Linked DNA regions of Homo sapiens: region 2 is linked to region 1. A link is an interaction called in ENCODE POLR2A ChIA-PET data of the cell type or tissue named here. Cell type or tissue: B cell. All regions are shown on one strand.

What was found. Peaks named below come from ENCODE experiments on the same cell type or tissue, not always from the same donor. Only the 100,000 strongest peaks of a DNase experiment are listed, where the experiment ranks them.
Region 2: POLR2A ChIA-PET joins it to region 1 with 6 read pairs; 2 of 35 experiments call an interaction of 5 or more read pairs at or near these places.

What each region holds. Positions count from the first base shown.
Region 1 is chr15:56,798,173-56,806,172 of GRCh38, forward strand. No RefSeq gene overlaps it. Among named protein-coding and RNA genes, the nearest start is that of ZNF280D, 69 kb to the left of the region's middle. In B cell, no CTCF peak of the experiment used is centred here; a DNase peak (open chromatin) is centred at 7,979; H3K4me3 peaks cover 1,994 bases; H3K27ac peaks cover 1,240 bases.
Region 2 is chr15:57,277,691-57,285,690 of GRCh38, forward strand. It overlaps TCF12 (transcription factor 12), which reads left to right. Exons shown (of 21, transcript NM_207037.2): 20 at 4,755-4,908. The coding sequence ends at 4,897. It overlaps SNORD13D (small nucleolar RNA, C/D box 13D), which reads right to left and starts at 967; the gene lies at 877-967. RefSeq lists an enhancer at 7,089-7,148. In B cell, a CTCF peak has its summit at 7,090; DNase peaks (open chromatin) are centred at 3,871, 4,761, 6,319 and 7,041; H3K4me3 peaks cover 4,242 bases; H3K27ac peaks cover 7,286 bases.

The DNA.
Region 1 (8,000 bases):
CAACACTTAATGGCTTAAAATAAAGGTTGGGAAACTTTTTCTGCAAAAGGCCAAATAGTAGGTATGTTAAAATTTGGTGCACCATGCAATCTCTGTTACAACTACTCAACTCCAGTGTAACTCAAATGCAGCCATAGACAATATGTAAACAAATGGATGTGGCTATGTTCCGATAAAATTATATTTACAAAAAGAGGCAGTATGGTCAAGTGCAGTGCCTCACACCTATAATCCCAGTGCTTTGGGATGCCGGGTGTTCAAGACCAGCCTTGGCAATATAGCAAGACCCCATATCTACAAAAAGTAAAATAAAAATTAGCTGGGCATGATGGAGAGCACCTATAGTCCTAGCTACTTGGGAGGCTGAGACAGGAGGATCACTAAAGCCCAAGAATTTGAGGCTGCAGTGAGCTATGATCATGCCACTGCACTCCAGCCTGGGCAACAGAGTGAGATACTCTCTAAAAATAATTTTAATTAAAATTAAACACCTTTTTTATATGACAGTGGGCCAGTTTTGGCCCACAAGCTCTAGTTGGTTAACTCCTGGTTTATTAAGCCTCCTAATTCTATGGGTTGATATTTTCAGCAGGACTCTCAGTGGGGTTGACTCATATCTGCTCTCCATGATTGACTGGATTGGCATATGTGTTTGCAGTCAGTTGGCAAGGTGACCGAGGGCTGACTGGTCCTGAATGGTTCCACTCACGTGTCTGGTGGTTGACTGAAGCTGTTGGCTGCATGCTTCGGTTTGCCTTTACACGGCCTCTGTGGTAAGGGCGCTCTGGATTTCTCCCATAGTAGCTGGATTCCGGGGGGACAAAAGCAGAAGCTTCTTGACTTCTGAGGCCTCAGCTAGGAAGCCACAATGTCACTTCATATTCCATTGGCCAAAGTCACAAGAGATGAGGATATAGACTATACATTTTGATGGAAAAGCTCAAAGAGTCTGTGGCCCTTTAAAATCCACTACAGTGAGTAAACTGTCAAAACAGTGTATCAATTCCTGCAAGACTTTTACCAGCAACTTTCCTACTTTGAAACTCACCAGTACTTTGTGTATTATGGTCACAATTCTCACTGTAAATAACACAGCCATAACTTAAGCAAGAAACAATAATTAATCAAAATTTCCATTCAAAATATTTTGAAATGTTTGTGAAAAGGAAGCAGTTATGAAAATAAAAGAGGTCTTTTAAGACTCAGAGTGGAATTATCTCATTTTTATTTTTAATGGGGAGCTTGGTTAAAAGGGTCATTTGAGGAGGAGATAGTGAGGGAAGATATGGGAGGTAGTAAACAGAGGGTGGCTGAAATTTTAATCCTTGGAGGTAAAGAGGTTATTGCTTTGGAGAGACTCCTTTTGTTTTAGAAAACTCCCCTCAATAGCTGGCACGGTGGCTCACGCCTGTAATCCCAGCACTTTGGGAGACTGAGGTGGGTAGATCACTTGAGGCCAGGAGTTTGAGACCAGCCTGGCCAACATGGTGAGACTCTGTCTCTACCAAAAAATGAAAAAAAATTAGCCAGGCATGGTGGTGTGAACCTGTAGTCCTAGCTCCTCAGGAGGCTGAGGCTGCAATGAGTTGTGAGTCATGATCATACTACTGCACTCCAGCCTGGGCAATAGAGCAAGACTCTGTCTCTAAAAAAAAGAAAAGAAAACTCCTCTCAATGAATCTTGAGTTACATTTGATTGAGGTGGTGTCTGCCAAGCTTTTCCACTGTAAATTTATACTTTTTAAACTTTCTAATTAATAAGAGTTTATTAAGAGGTAATTTATTCCATTCTTCAAATTTTATCCATTAGTTGTAGTATTTATTGATTTTTTTCTGAATTAATTATCTCTATGGTGGTTGTCAAATAATGATTTTCTAATTCTATCATTCCTTCTACATTTACTAGTTGTAAGGAAAATCTTTACCCTCTCTACATTTACTTATTTATTTATATCAGTATAGTTTCATAAATTCATATTTAATTCAATTTTATAATCCATGTTGTTATTTATTTTGATGACCAAACTCCCAAATTTTGGCCAGGGAGAGCCTCCAAAATCTGGCTTTTCTATTTTTTTTAACACCCTCATCTTTCTTTGAGCATGTCCTTACTTTCTGACACAACAACAAGATATTCCAGGCTCATCTTGTAATTTTCCTGCCTCGACTCTGCCTTGTTGCTTTTAATGAAGGAAAAAAAAAAAAAAACAAGATCTTGATGCTAAATGTGCTCATTGCTATTGGGATATTGCTGTTTTCAGGCCTTCATGACAAACATTTTTTTCAAGACAGGTTCTCACTGTGTTGCCCAGGCTGGAGTGCAGTGGTGCAATCTAGGCTCACTGCAACCACTGCCTCCTGGGTTCAAGCAATTCTCCTGCCTCAGCCTCCCAAGTAGCTGGGATTACAGGCATGTGCCACCACACCTGGCTAATTTTTGAATTTTTAGTAGAGACACGGTTTCGCCATGTTGGCCAGGCTGGTCTTGAACTCCTAATGTTAGGTGATCCATCCACCTCAGCGTCCCAAAGTGCTGGGATTATAGGCGTGAGGCACAGCGCCCGGCCACTATCTTCATATTTCTATCACCTTGTATTAGACATGTTAATCAACAGTTCCTGCCATGGTTCACAGTCCTCCTGAAAAGGGAGTCTTAGATTCTGTTTAATACCACATAAGTACAATTCCTACAAGAGCCAAAGCTGATTAGACACTGACCCAAAGGCTGTCAACCTATGATTTGACAGGAATAGGGTTTTCCCTATAACAGATGCTGTTGGTTCCCTGCCTGTGTCCCCTCCCATACTCCCTGATCCAGTTTACGCTGACAGCATCTTGCTGTAAGCACCTGCCACTTACCACTTGAGAAAATGGACATACTAGATGGACATGGACATTAATGCCCCTGAAATTAGCTTTCAGCCACTGACAGATGAGAGTTGGAGGGGAAATATCCAACTTCTTTGCCTCTCAACTGGGATAACTCTGAGAAATATTCTACACTGTCTCCCAGAGTCCCCCAATGGGACAAAAATCCAGTTGCCTACAGCAGTAGCTCAGTAATGAGCTTCCTTACCTTCCTTGTCTCAATTTCCCACTCCCTTAAAAGTGCTTCCAGAAATTATCTCCCAAATTAACTACCAGCTCTTAAATCCTTGCCTCCAACTTGGGTTCTGTGGGAAACCAACTTAACACACTGCTCAGATGTCACAATGGTTATTAGTAAAGCCAAACAGGCATCCTCTCTGGTATATATGTATTTTTAAAAAACCTTTTTTAGCTGGACCAAGAGAAACAGATATGTCATCTCTATTTGAACCACATATTTGGTGAAACGCTAAAGAGAAGATACAAAAAATTCCTGCCCAGAGGTATCACTCTTTGGATGCAGAACAACCCTCTATCCTAATCTTGATAAGACTGTGCCCTATTACAGCTCCTTTTATTTCCATGAGATTCTTTCATTCTATAGCTTTATATGTACCCTAACAATAGTGAACACCAGCATTCCCAATCCCACTTACTTGAGTTTGAGAATTTCTCTTCCTAGACACTAAACTATAACTTGGGAGGCACTATATTTTGCTTCCCGTATTGCAACTAAAGTAAAGCTTTGCACAAAGTAGACACTCAGTTAATATTTGTCTAATGAAGAAATGGGAGGAGTATTTTAATGGTAGATGTGGATTTACCTGGGTTTAGAACTACTTGGCAAGTCTTAGCTATGAAAAAGTCTTTTTCCCCTCCATGGAGCAAACACTTGAAGAAATTTTCATACCTTGTAATTAGAAGGACAAATTATTATTTTTATTATTTTTGTACTAAGCATCCCTTTCTATCTTCTTATGGTTACTGTGTCCCTTCTCCTCACTTCCTTTCCCCACAAACATGCACATGTCCTTTGGAAAACTACTTGTCCTTTGATTCCTAGGTTTCTATCCCTGCCCCCAAGAAGCTATATAGCCCCCACAACTGGTCAATCATAATTCCTTATCTTCCTGGGGTTTGGCACATGACCTACCAAGATAAAACTTCTGCCCTTGAGTTTTATAAAGGGGCTATGGAGAGGAAAGCTCTTTTAATCTCCTGAGTTTGCCAAGCTGTGTTAATGTAAGTGTGAATTTGTTAGCCCACCCCTCACATCTCATTCCTACCAAACCACAAAAAGTCATCTGTCTTCAGTAGATGTGGTTGAAAGAATCACATACGAAAATACAGCCTGGAGAGAGACAGGAAGATCTAGCAATGTTTTATGTCTCTAGACTTCTCCAAGCCACCATCACCTTGTATTTCTTTTTAATAAGAGCCAATAAATTCCCTTTTAATTTTCAGTTTTTTTGAATTGGGTTTTTACCACTTGCAACCAAACAAGATACTATATGCAAAACTTGAAGAACTAACTCTAAAACTGACAGGAGTACGTTTTAAAATTGAAGCCCTTCCCCTGCAAACACCTCACCAGCACCTCAGTTCTTAAAGCATATTAGAACATCAATAGTACCTGTAAACCCAACATTTTGGGAAGCTGAGGCTGGAAGATCACCTGAGACCAGGAGTTTGAGACCAGCCTGGACAACATAGTGAGACCCTTGATCTACAAAAGACTTTTGAAATTAGCCCGGTGTGATGGAGTGTGCCTGTAGTCCTAGCTACTCAGGAGGCTGATGCAGGAGGATCACTTGAGCCCAGGAGTTCGAGGGTGCAGAGAGCCATAACTGAGCCACTGCATTCCAGCCTGGGTGAGAGAGTGGGATCAAGAAAGAAAAAGAGAGAAAGGAATGAAGGAAGGAAAGAAGGAAGGAAGGAAGGAAAAGAAAGAGAAAAAGAGAAAGAAAAGAACATGAACATCAATAGAAGCCATGAGTGTGTGTCTTTGTGTCTCCCATTGCATCATGTGCTAGATGTCTAGGAGCCTGCAGCAGGGTCCCTTGTACACTAGAGGATTGTGTTAATAGAGATTAGAGTGTATCCAGCTGAAGGGGATTTCAGAAAGAAAAGAGATTATTTCTTTTCTCTTTATGCAATGCATAAAAAAATTATGGGAGAAATGTCAACACTTATTCCTGGAGGTTATGTAGAGTGGTAAGCTATTTTTTTCTGAAAGGAGAAGATTTAGGGAAATTTAGCCAAGCATGAAAGGTGATTTGTTCCAAATCCTTTCATACATGTACCTGAGTAAACCCAAACAATGTAAGTGTCTTCTGGCTGGTTCCAAAAGGAACTAAAATTTATCTGAAACTGAGACCATAACTCCCAAACCTGGTATTCTTTTAGTACTTCTTATCAGTATAATGTCACGGCCATTTATCCAATTTATGTGTAAGACAGAAACCGAGGGGTTATCTTTAATAACTTCTTGGTCTTCATTTCCTTCAAATCCAGTGAGTCACTGAGTTGCATCCATTTCATCTTCCACATGTCTCTTAAATCTCTCTGCTTATTCCCAATTCTTCTGTGATTTCCTCTGTCCAGGCTATCATCACACTGGATTACTACTCTAACCCACTAACTGTTCTTCCCTGCATGCAGTCTTGATCCACTCCAAGCCGTTTCAGACCATTTTCTACTCCAAAGCCCATCTTGCTTTGTTGTTGTCATTAATGCAGATCTGTTTATGTTATTTTTTCCTTTCTCAATCTCCTTAAAAATCTCCAAAGTATGTTGGATATCTGATCATGTCTGTCCAGAAAATTTCTATCCTCCTTATGACAGTAACACCCTAAGTTTATTTTAGGAAACCACCTCTCCCCAAGGTGGTTTGAGTGGGATTACCCCCATCTCCAGCTCCAGAGTTATGGATTCCCTAATTGGCTTCCCTAGCCACAGAGATAATGTTAGGGGAGGGCACTTAACCCATACCTAAACCATGTAGAGCACAGCATTCCCCTAGCCAAAGAATGGCTTCAGAGTGGGCATATGATTTAAGCAAATCCAATCAGAAAGATTGACTAGTTCTTGGGACCATGGTAGGAGCCAGACTGAAGATTAAGGATAAGGGTAGAGTCATGGGATCCAAAAGAGCCAGAACTGGGGCAGGAAAAGATCATCACCCTATGAATAAAACTTGTCCTTAGAGTGGGATCTGAACTCTGGACTTCACCATAACATAAGCCAATGGTTCTTTTTCTGCCTTTCTTTATTTTATGAAGAAAGGCTGGATTGAATTTTCTATTACTGGCAACCGAAAGGTTCTTAGCTATTATTCATCCAAGCTAATGTATTATTGCACGTAGAATAAAGGCAAAGTTCTTAATATAGCTTGAAGCACATTTGCATTTGCTGCCTGAGCTCTAGCCACAGAGGCCTATGTTTAACTTTTGTTCATGCCCTTCCCTCTTCCTGAAACCTTCCTGGCCTCCCACACACCCAATATTATGCATTTTGTCTTACTTATGCTTTAACTCTCAGCTCAAATTCCTTTCGTGACCCCTTAAACAGACAAAATCCCCTTAATATTCACTCTGAAAGTCCAGGAAGGATTCAATTTTGGTACTTATAAAAATATTTGTGAGATTATTTCATAAATGTCTGTCTCTCTCACTTAACTCTAAGTTACATGTAAGAAACTCTCCATAAGTTTCAGTTAACAACACACTATCAAATAACAACTTGAATTATACTTGAAAGGAAGAAGAAAGTCATAGTAAATATCACTGGTTCACTCACAAAATGAAAATAGGTTAATAAAATTTATTTTAAAGCCATCGTAGGAGGAATTTTCCTGGTCACATCCAAGCAACTTATAAAAATGGGAAAATTTAAAAACAGATGTATCAGAAACACATATTATTTTATCTAGAAAATAAATTAAATAGTGGAATTAACATCTTTTTATTGTAGAAGATTAAAGAATAAATTTGTCTTTAATGTAATTCAACCAAAGGGGGCAGAATACAACCAATGCATTAATTTAGAAGTGGATGGAATGATTTGGGGAAAAAAAAACCAGGATTTCTGGCAAGTTTCCCCTTCTGATTCAGAGCTGCAACAAAGAAGCTGTTAAAATGTTTGCAATTTCGTTTCAGTGTTGGATCAAATAATATACACGTGCAGCTATTGGAAAAAAGATTTTGAAATGATTTTGTTGTATTACAACTTACGCAGTCCATCATGGTCAAAAGACCATTTTAGATGAATTTCAGTTTTAAGAGGTCATATTACTGCATCAGTTTTTTTTTCCCTTGCTGTTCTATCTTCACTCCAGAGAAAAAAACAGAAATGTATGGGAAGGCTAAACTAACAATGTTGTTGCTCTAATGGAAGTTTCATAAATACAACAAAATTTATTATATTCTTAGTGGAACAATACTTAGTTGTTTTCAATAATAGTTGAACAAAATATATATATTTCATGAGTCTAGACTTGGAAAGAGCTGTGACAGCACAATTAGAGACACCTAGAAAAATGCGGTATCCCCCTTACCGTGGGGGATACGTTCTAAAACCCCCAGTGGATGCCTGAAGACACAGATAGTACTAAACATGCAAGTGTACTATGCATGAATTTCTTTTTCCTTCTTCACAATTTCACAGAGGGAGGATTCATTCTTACTGTAGATCTTAGTAATCTCGGTATGTAATTTTTTTTCTTTTTTAAGTGGAGAACTTACACTTTTTCACTTAAAGAAAGCATTTTATGGATCCTCTTTGGCATATCCACCATCATCACCACTCTTGCACTTTAGGGCCATTAGTAAGTAAAATAAGGGTTACTTGAACGCAAGCACTGTGATACCACGACAGTTGATCTCATTATCAAAAAGCTACTAAATGACTAATGGGCAGGCAGCATATTCGGCGTGAATACACCGAACAAAGGGATGAGTCATGTCCCAGGCAGCATGGAGCAGAGCAGTGTGAGATTTCATCACAAAACTCAGGATAGAATGCTATAAAAAACATAGGAATTATTTATTTCTGGTATTTTCTATTTAATATTTTCAGATCACAATTGATTGTGGGTAACTGAAACCACAGAAAGTGAAACCACAGATAAGTGG
Region 2 (8,000 bases), 480 kb after region 1:
CAGTGGGAGGCCAAGGCAGGAGGATCCCTTGAGCCCAGGAGATGACTTGAGACCAGCCTGAGCAACAGTTAGGCCGCATCTCTAAAAAAAATTTAAAAATTAGCTGGATGTCTTGGCTCATACCTGAAGTACCAGCTACTTGGGAGGCTGAGGTGGGAGGATCACTTGAGCCCTAGAAGATTGAGGCTGCAGTGAGCTATGGTTGTAGCACCACACTCCAGTCTGGGCAGCAGAGTGAGAACCTGTCTCAAAGAAAAAAAAAAAGATATATCAGATATGCAAATCCTTTAAAAATTTACCTTCCATATACATCCTTTTAAAAAATAGAGACAGGGTTTCACTGTATTGCCCAGGGTGGTCTCAAACTCCTAGCACAAACGATCCTCCCACCTCAGCCTCCCAGGTAGCTGGAACTGCAGGCATTAGCCACCACACCTGGCTCGTGTATATTTTTTCAGAAAGCATCTGGAACATATGCTTTAACCAAATAAGTGCATAATCAACAAAGACAAATGTTATAGAATCCAGGAAACAAAGGATTTAACATAGAAAAACAGCAAAAATAAATCCCATGACAAGAGCTACTGGGCCTAGAGAGCAACTAGTCCATTGAAAATTGAATACTATTAGCTGCAGAAGAAAGGTTTCCAAGGAAAGAAAATGGAATTAATTGATGATGTGTTCAAGATTTTAGGAAAATATATTGATAGGCATTTGTTAGATCTCTTGGAGCATTCAGTGGTGGGGTTAGGGAGACGGAATTTGCATTACTAACAAATGAAAAAACAAGTAGCTATTAACTATAGGAAAAATAAACAGTTATATGAGCAAGGGAGCAATCACTGTAAAAAAAAAAATTTTTTTTCTTTTCCAAGTTGAGGTCAGATGGGTAATGTGCTGAGGTCATAACAAGGTTGGAGGGTGGCACATCTCACACACACTCGTGAACACCCAATCATCATGCTCATGAACTACAAAAGGATCAAACCTTTCCTCCCTCTCCCTCTCTCTCCCTCCCTCCCTCCCTCTCCCTCCCTCCCCTCTCTCTCCCTCCCTCCCTCTCTCTCCCTCTCTCTCCCTACCTCTCTCTCCCTCCCTCTCTCTCTCCGTCCCTGTCTCTCCTTTTCTTTTTCTTTCTTTCTCTTTCTCTCTTTCCTCCTTTTTTCTTTGTTTTTCTTTCTTTCTTTTTGTCTTATTCTTTATTTCTGTCTTTGTTTCTTTTTTGTTCTTTCCTCCTGTCTTCCTTCCTTCCTTTTTTTTTTTTCTCCTTTCCTTTCTTTTCTTGTCTTGTATTTTCTTTTCTTTCCTTTCCTTTTCTTTCTTCCTCAGGGTTTTGCTCTGTTGCCTAGGTTGGAGTGCAGTGGCACAATCATGGCTCACTGCAGTCTCAGCCTCCCAGGCTCAAGTGATCCTCCTACCTCAGCCCCCTCAGTAGCTGGGACTACAGGTGGGTACCAGCACACCTGGCTAATTTTTAAATTTTTGTAGAGACAGGGTCTCACTTTGTTGCCCAGGCTACTGTAAAATTCTTAACCTCAGCAGCTATCTCCATATAGTCATAATAACATAAATATTTTCCTAGTCATAATAATGTAAGAAGTGACTAGTGAGTTAGCCAAAAATTTTGCTATAAACATGTTGCAAAGTTGATGTTATAAGAGAGTCAAGTCCTCAACTACATAAGAAGTCAATAGATAGAATTCCCCTAATTGAAATATGGGAAGACATACTTCTCATGCCCTGCAGGTAATGAGAAGTACCAGATCTTTCTGGCTACTTAGCACACATTTGCCGTGGTCTGTGTCACACACCAAGAGGTATGAAAGAGTAGCCTTAGTCTTTTTTGAATCAAAGTTGTGTATTTATTTCACATTTCCTAGAGTCTGCCATAGTATTGTTCTTCCTGCCAGAAGTGTTCTTTGTCTGAATATAGGAACCTGAAAGATCTTGCCTAATTTACTGAGTTTTTGGTGCTGATCCTTCCAAGCATTTCTCATCATGTCTCCTAGATCCTGGTGTGATAGAGTCATAGTTGGCTAAGAGCAATTTTCCATTATAAAGAGAAATGTGAGCCTTTTTTCAGTTGGAAAATTTTCACATCTCACATTCTCCTCTTTAAGTTTTACATGCTAATCCATGCCATCTTCTCAGTCTCTCGGGTCATTATATGAGACTTTAACCTCCACAGTCTCACTTTTTTTTTTTTTTTTTTTTTTGGAGACAGAGTTTTGCTCTTCTTGTCGCCCAGGCTGGAGTGCAGTGGCGCGATTTCGGCTCACTGCAGACTCCGTCTCCCCAGTTCAAGTGATTCTCCTGTCTCAGCCTCCCGAGTAGCTGAGATTATAGGCACCCGCCACCACGCCTGGCTCACTTTTTGTATTTTTAGTAGAGATCGGGTTTCACCATGCAGGCTAGTCTCAAACTCTTGACCTCAGGTGATCCGCCTGTTTCGGCCTCCCAAAGTGCTGGGATTATAGGCATGAGCCACCACGCCCAGCCCACAGTCTCTTATAAAAAACAAACTGATGAAGGACGAACTCTTATTTGTTAGAGGTGCACAACTACTTATTAAGAAAGCAGCTCTTAATATTTTTTGCATAATGATGAACATACTATTTTTTCCTGCTAGTTACCCTAATAAATTAACTAAGAGTGTATCTTTCTTCCTTCATTCATCCTCCTTATAGTTGTATAGGCTCTATGTCTTTCTAAATACAGGGGCTTAGAAAATTAGAACTCTAAAATGAAATTTTATTAGTATGCATCACTGATAGTCAGGAGTCAGCTAAGTTTACCATAATGAAGATTTTTGTTTACTTTTTAAAAACTTGGATGTGAACTGTAAATGTGTATTGAAATTTATACATCCAGATACACTTTTACCTACTTTAAAGGGGAATCCGGCACAGTGGCACTTGCTGGTAGTCCCAGCTTTTTGACAGGCTGAGGTGGGAGGATCCTTTCAGCCCAGGAGTTCAAGGCAAGTCTGGGCAACGTAGTGAGACCCCATCTCTGAAAAAATGGTTGGGGGTGGGGTGGGGACATGGAAAAAGGGGAGCTGTACTAATGGTATATCGGCTATGCCCTCATTTCAAGAAAATCTGACATAAAATATTACAACTTCTAAAAAATACTATTTTCATTCTAGACTAATTACAAATGATCCCTTTATATTATATTCATTAGGGCATTTTTAATCCATTTATAAAAATATGTGGAACAACTGTTAACCTATACTATATGTTATAATCAAATGAAAAGCTATATCAGAAGCTATGGATATCTTGGGCTTAAAACTCATTTTTTAAAAAATCCAACAGGAATAGTAAGTAGTGTGTAAGTAGATTTTGATCCAGTGGGTTTTTGATCTGATGGATATTCTTTCCCTTTATTTCTCACAGTAGCACCCTATTCTTTTTTTTTTTTTTTTTGAGACAGGGTCTTGCTCTGTCATCCAGGCTAGAGTGCAGTGGCACGATCACTGCAGCCTTGACAACTCTTGGGCTCAAGCGATCCTTGTACCTCTCAGCTTATTCTTTAACCTCTTTTGAAAATGCCCGTGTCACAGATCCCACGCAGTCTTGTTTGCTATCTTTTATAAGAAGCAGCAGAGGTTTTTACCACCCTTTTAATAACACCTCCAGCAATAGAAAGACCAACTCATTCATCTTGTTTCACATACATATCAAAGTAGAAAAGTAAGATGTGCTCCACCTATCTATCCTTCTCCCTCGAATTGGCACATTTCCTATAGAAGAGGGGTCCCCAACCCCTGGGCCACGGACCAGTACCAGTGGCCTGTTACGAACGAACGGGCTGGCTGCACCGCAGGAGGTGAGCAGAGAGCAATCCAGCAAAGCTTCATCTGTATTTACCGACACTCCCCATCATTTGCATCTCCACATCCTGTCAGATCAGCGGCAGCATTAGATTCTCATAGGAGCATGAACCCTATTGTGAACTACATATGCAAGGGATCTGGGATCTAGGTTGCTTGCTCCTTATGAGAATCTAATGCCTGATGTGTCATTCTGTCCCATCACCCCCAGATGGGACCATCTAGTTTCATGAAAACAGGCTCAGGGCTCCCACTGACTTAATGGTGAGTTGTATAATTATTTCATTTTATAGTACAATGTAATAATAATAGAAATACAGTGCACAATAAATGTAATGTGCTGAAATCATCCTGAAACCATCCCTGCCCCCTTCCCCCCAGCCCCCCGCACCCAGTTCATGGAAAAATTGTCTTCCACGAAACCAGTCCCTGGTGCCAAAAAGGTTGGGGACCACTGCTTTAGAGGAATAGCTGAGGATATCTCTTACTTTATCCTTTTCTGAACTGGTAACATTTTAGATAAAGCACAGGTGTCTCTCTCTAAGTACAAGATGTCAGCATTCATGTCAATTCAGTGTACCGTGTCTTAGTAGGACATTGAAGAGACTTGGTAGCCTAATAACAACAGCATTTGCCAAAATGTTTGAGTGAAGAGTAGCATTTTGATTTAAATCAAATCAAACCCTAGAAAACTAAATCATAAGCAAAAAATGAAGAAAACACAAGATGGTCACTTAGAAGTATAAATCTGGAGGCTCAGTTCAATGCTGAGGTTTTATGTGAGCACATTGTTTCTTCTATGTGATGGTACTTAGTATGGGAATGAAGTTACACAAAACAACAGCAATTTGTTCAGCTTGAGACCTAATTCATAACTTAAAACCATAGTGATAAAAATTCTTTCCCCCTGTTTTAGAGAGGAACCTTAACCCCAAAGCAGCCTGCCTTAAGAGAAGGGAAGAAGAAAAAGTTTCTGCCGTATCGGCAGAGCCGCCAACCACACTGCCAGGAACCCATCCTGGGCTTAGTGAAACTACCAACCCTATGGGTCATATGTAAACATCAGCCAGGTAAGTACGGGTTTGAAAAGAAACAGCAAGGAAATAACCTTAAGATTCATCTTAAACTGGGTTAGAATCTTTGAACAGAATTCTCTAGTGAGCAGTGGCCATTGTAAAGGTCACATGTAATTTGAAATATAACAGTTTGTCTTTCTGTTACATTATCAGACTTAGAGAGCCAGTGTCATTTTATAGCAAATTGCCATTTTCTTCAAAGTGTGGCAGTATCTTGTGACTTTGGTTCTTCTGTTCGGAGTCATCATGTGTACTCTCTTACATGAGTATCTTCCTGATCCAAGAAGAAATAGTACAATGACTCAACCGTCAGAAAACGCTCTTGTTACCACTCATGTTCTTCATTTCTTTATTCAGAAATGCTGACTATATCATCAACCAGTTTTCTGCCAATTATCTAGCTTTTTGTCATGAAGCCTTTATACATGAAAAAGTTATCACTTGTATTTGGATCAATAATGCAAGTTTATGATATGATGCTTCTTCCCCACTTGCAAGCACATCAGTTAACACCCTCTAGAATCTATTAATGAATGGGAAGTTATTATATATGTTAGAGCCAGAATGCCCTTCTCTCTGGTGGAATTTTACTTGTTCAAAGACTGTTCTTTATATCTTCCTTTTCATGGACTAAACATAATTCAGTTCCTTGTGATTTTTTTTTTTTTTCCTCAAGACAGAGTCTCGCTCTGTTGCCCAGGCTGGAGTGCAGTGGCACGATCTCAGCTAACTGCAGTCTCTGCTTCCCAGGTTCCAGCAATTCTCCTGCCTCAGCCTCCCGAGTAGACTAGCTGGGATTACAGGTGTGCACCACCATGCCCGGCTAATTTTTGTATTTTTAGTAGAGATGGGATTTCACGATGTTGGCCAGGCTGGTCTCGAACTCCTAACCTCAGGTGATCCACCCGCCTCAGCCTCCCAAAGTGCTAGGATTACAGGCATGAGCCACCTCGCCCAGCTGGTAACTTCATTTTTATAATCTGCTTTCAGCAGTATGTAGTTTTTTTCCCAATTTTATCAACAGATTAAAGGTAGTAAGTAAAGGCAGATGAGTGCGGGGTGTGGAACAGAAAAAAATATCAAGTGCAGTTTCATTTGGTCAGTTTCGTGGCTGTCTCATTTTGAACTGAAAGTCTGGAATTTGATAGATTGTTTGATAGATAAACTACAAATATTAGTAACTCACCTTTTCCTGAGGGTTTTAGTTCCTACCGCCACTACATATATAGGGTCAAATGAGACTACATATAGGGTCAAATGAGACTACATATAGGGTCAAACCAGACCACAAAGAAGATTTCATTTAGGGTAAAAGAAAAGAAGAGTTAAGGCAGTTATTTCGTAAGTCAGTTATAACTGTAACATTAGCACACTGGAGAAAACCTCAAACTACCTCCCCCACAAAAAGTATCCAGCAATCTAACAGATTGTACATGTCAGGGACTTTAGGCAAGAGCTAGTTTACAGATCCTCTAAAACCTAGATCATTGTTTCATACTCTGTAGAAAATATAGACTACTATGAAACAGTAAGTATTTTTGCTTCAAAAATAAACTTTGAAGTTTTTTTGTTTGTTCTGGGATTTTTTTGTTGTTGTTGTTGTTTGTTTGTTTGTTTTGAGATGGAGTTTGACTCTGTCGCCTGAGCTGGAGTGCAATGGTGTGATCATCTCGGCTCACTCCAACTCCCGCCTCCTGGGTTTGAGCAATTCTTCCACCTCAGCCTCCTGAGTAGCTGGGATTACAGACATACACCACCACGCCCAGCTAATTTTTTTGTATTTTTAGTAGAGACAGCGTTTCGCCAGGCTGCCCAGCCTGGTCTCAAACTCCTGACCTCAAGCGATCCGACCACCTCGGCTTCCCCAAGTGCTGGCGTTACAGGCGTGAGCCGCTGAGCCCGGCCAAAAAATTAACTTTGAAGTTTTAAAATAAAACCATGCCACTATTTCTCAGTGCAAAAGAGACTTTCTAAACTGATAGATTATTTCAAAGAAGAGTGATGGGAGAGGTAACTTATGCTCAGGTCCCAGATAACCACCAAGCTGTGAAAAAGAGCACTAGGCATTCTGCCCTAACACTTCTCTTGGAGCCTGTGTCTTATTTTTCTTGTCTCGCTCTAGTTAGTTCTACCCATTTCCTCTTGTTTTCTTCTCAGTCTCTCTTACTCGTTCAACTTTGTCTTCTTATTCTCATCTCGTTTCCTTCTGTTTACTTCCTGTGCTTTTACTACTTCTCTATTTCATACTGCTCTCATAGCTCTACCTTTATCTCTTTATAATGTGGAAATTTTCCCACTTAGGTTAAAATTAAACTTTGGGCATTCCCACCTATCAAAAAAGGATCAAGAATTCTTTTAAGTTTAAAAAGGCATCAAGATATGAGACATGTAGTGAATGCACTTTGTTCCATAGATTGTATAGGCTAGTGTTTGTCATCTTAGAATATGTGTTAAGGTTGCTAATTTCATAAAGATAGTTATCTGGTTTCATAAATTGGATAGCAGATTAAAAGTAGCAAGAGACAGGGCAGCAGGAACAATGCTACTAGAATCAAAATGGCTAAGACATGACCACAGAATGACTGGTTATAAACGTACAAAAATTTGCCATCCTGTAATGTAGGCCAAGTAGCTTTGAATATCTTAGTTTTCCGTCCCTAAGAGCATTGCTGTGTACCTAAACAATACTGTGGTTATTGTTTAATAAGGAAGTAAAAGTTATGATTCTATCTAAAACTATTTTATTAAAAATTTAAAGTAGAAAATTTCAGAGTTACTGCTATATATATTATATTGGGAACATAAGTATGTATAGAATTTGTACTAATAGAGTAAAATATTCTTAATAAATAGCAAACATTTGTTGAGGACCTACTGTGGACCAGGAACTGGGACCAATATGAAAATGAATGCAAGGTAGCCTCTGACCTCAGGTGCTCTCAGTTTAGATGAAATAAATGTAAACTATTAACACTGTGGTTGAGTGGAGGCAGCAGCAAATTGAGGGCTTTACCATTGTCTCACTACTGAGGAATGAATGAGTAGCACCTCAGAGCTCAGTTATTGCCAACTTGAGTGTTATTAAA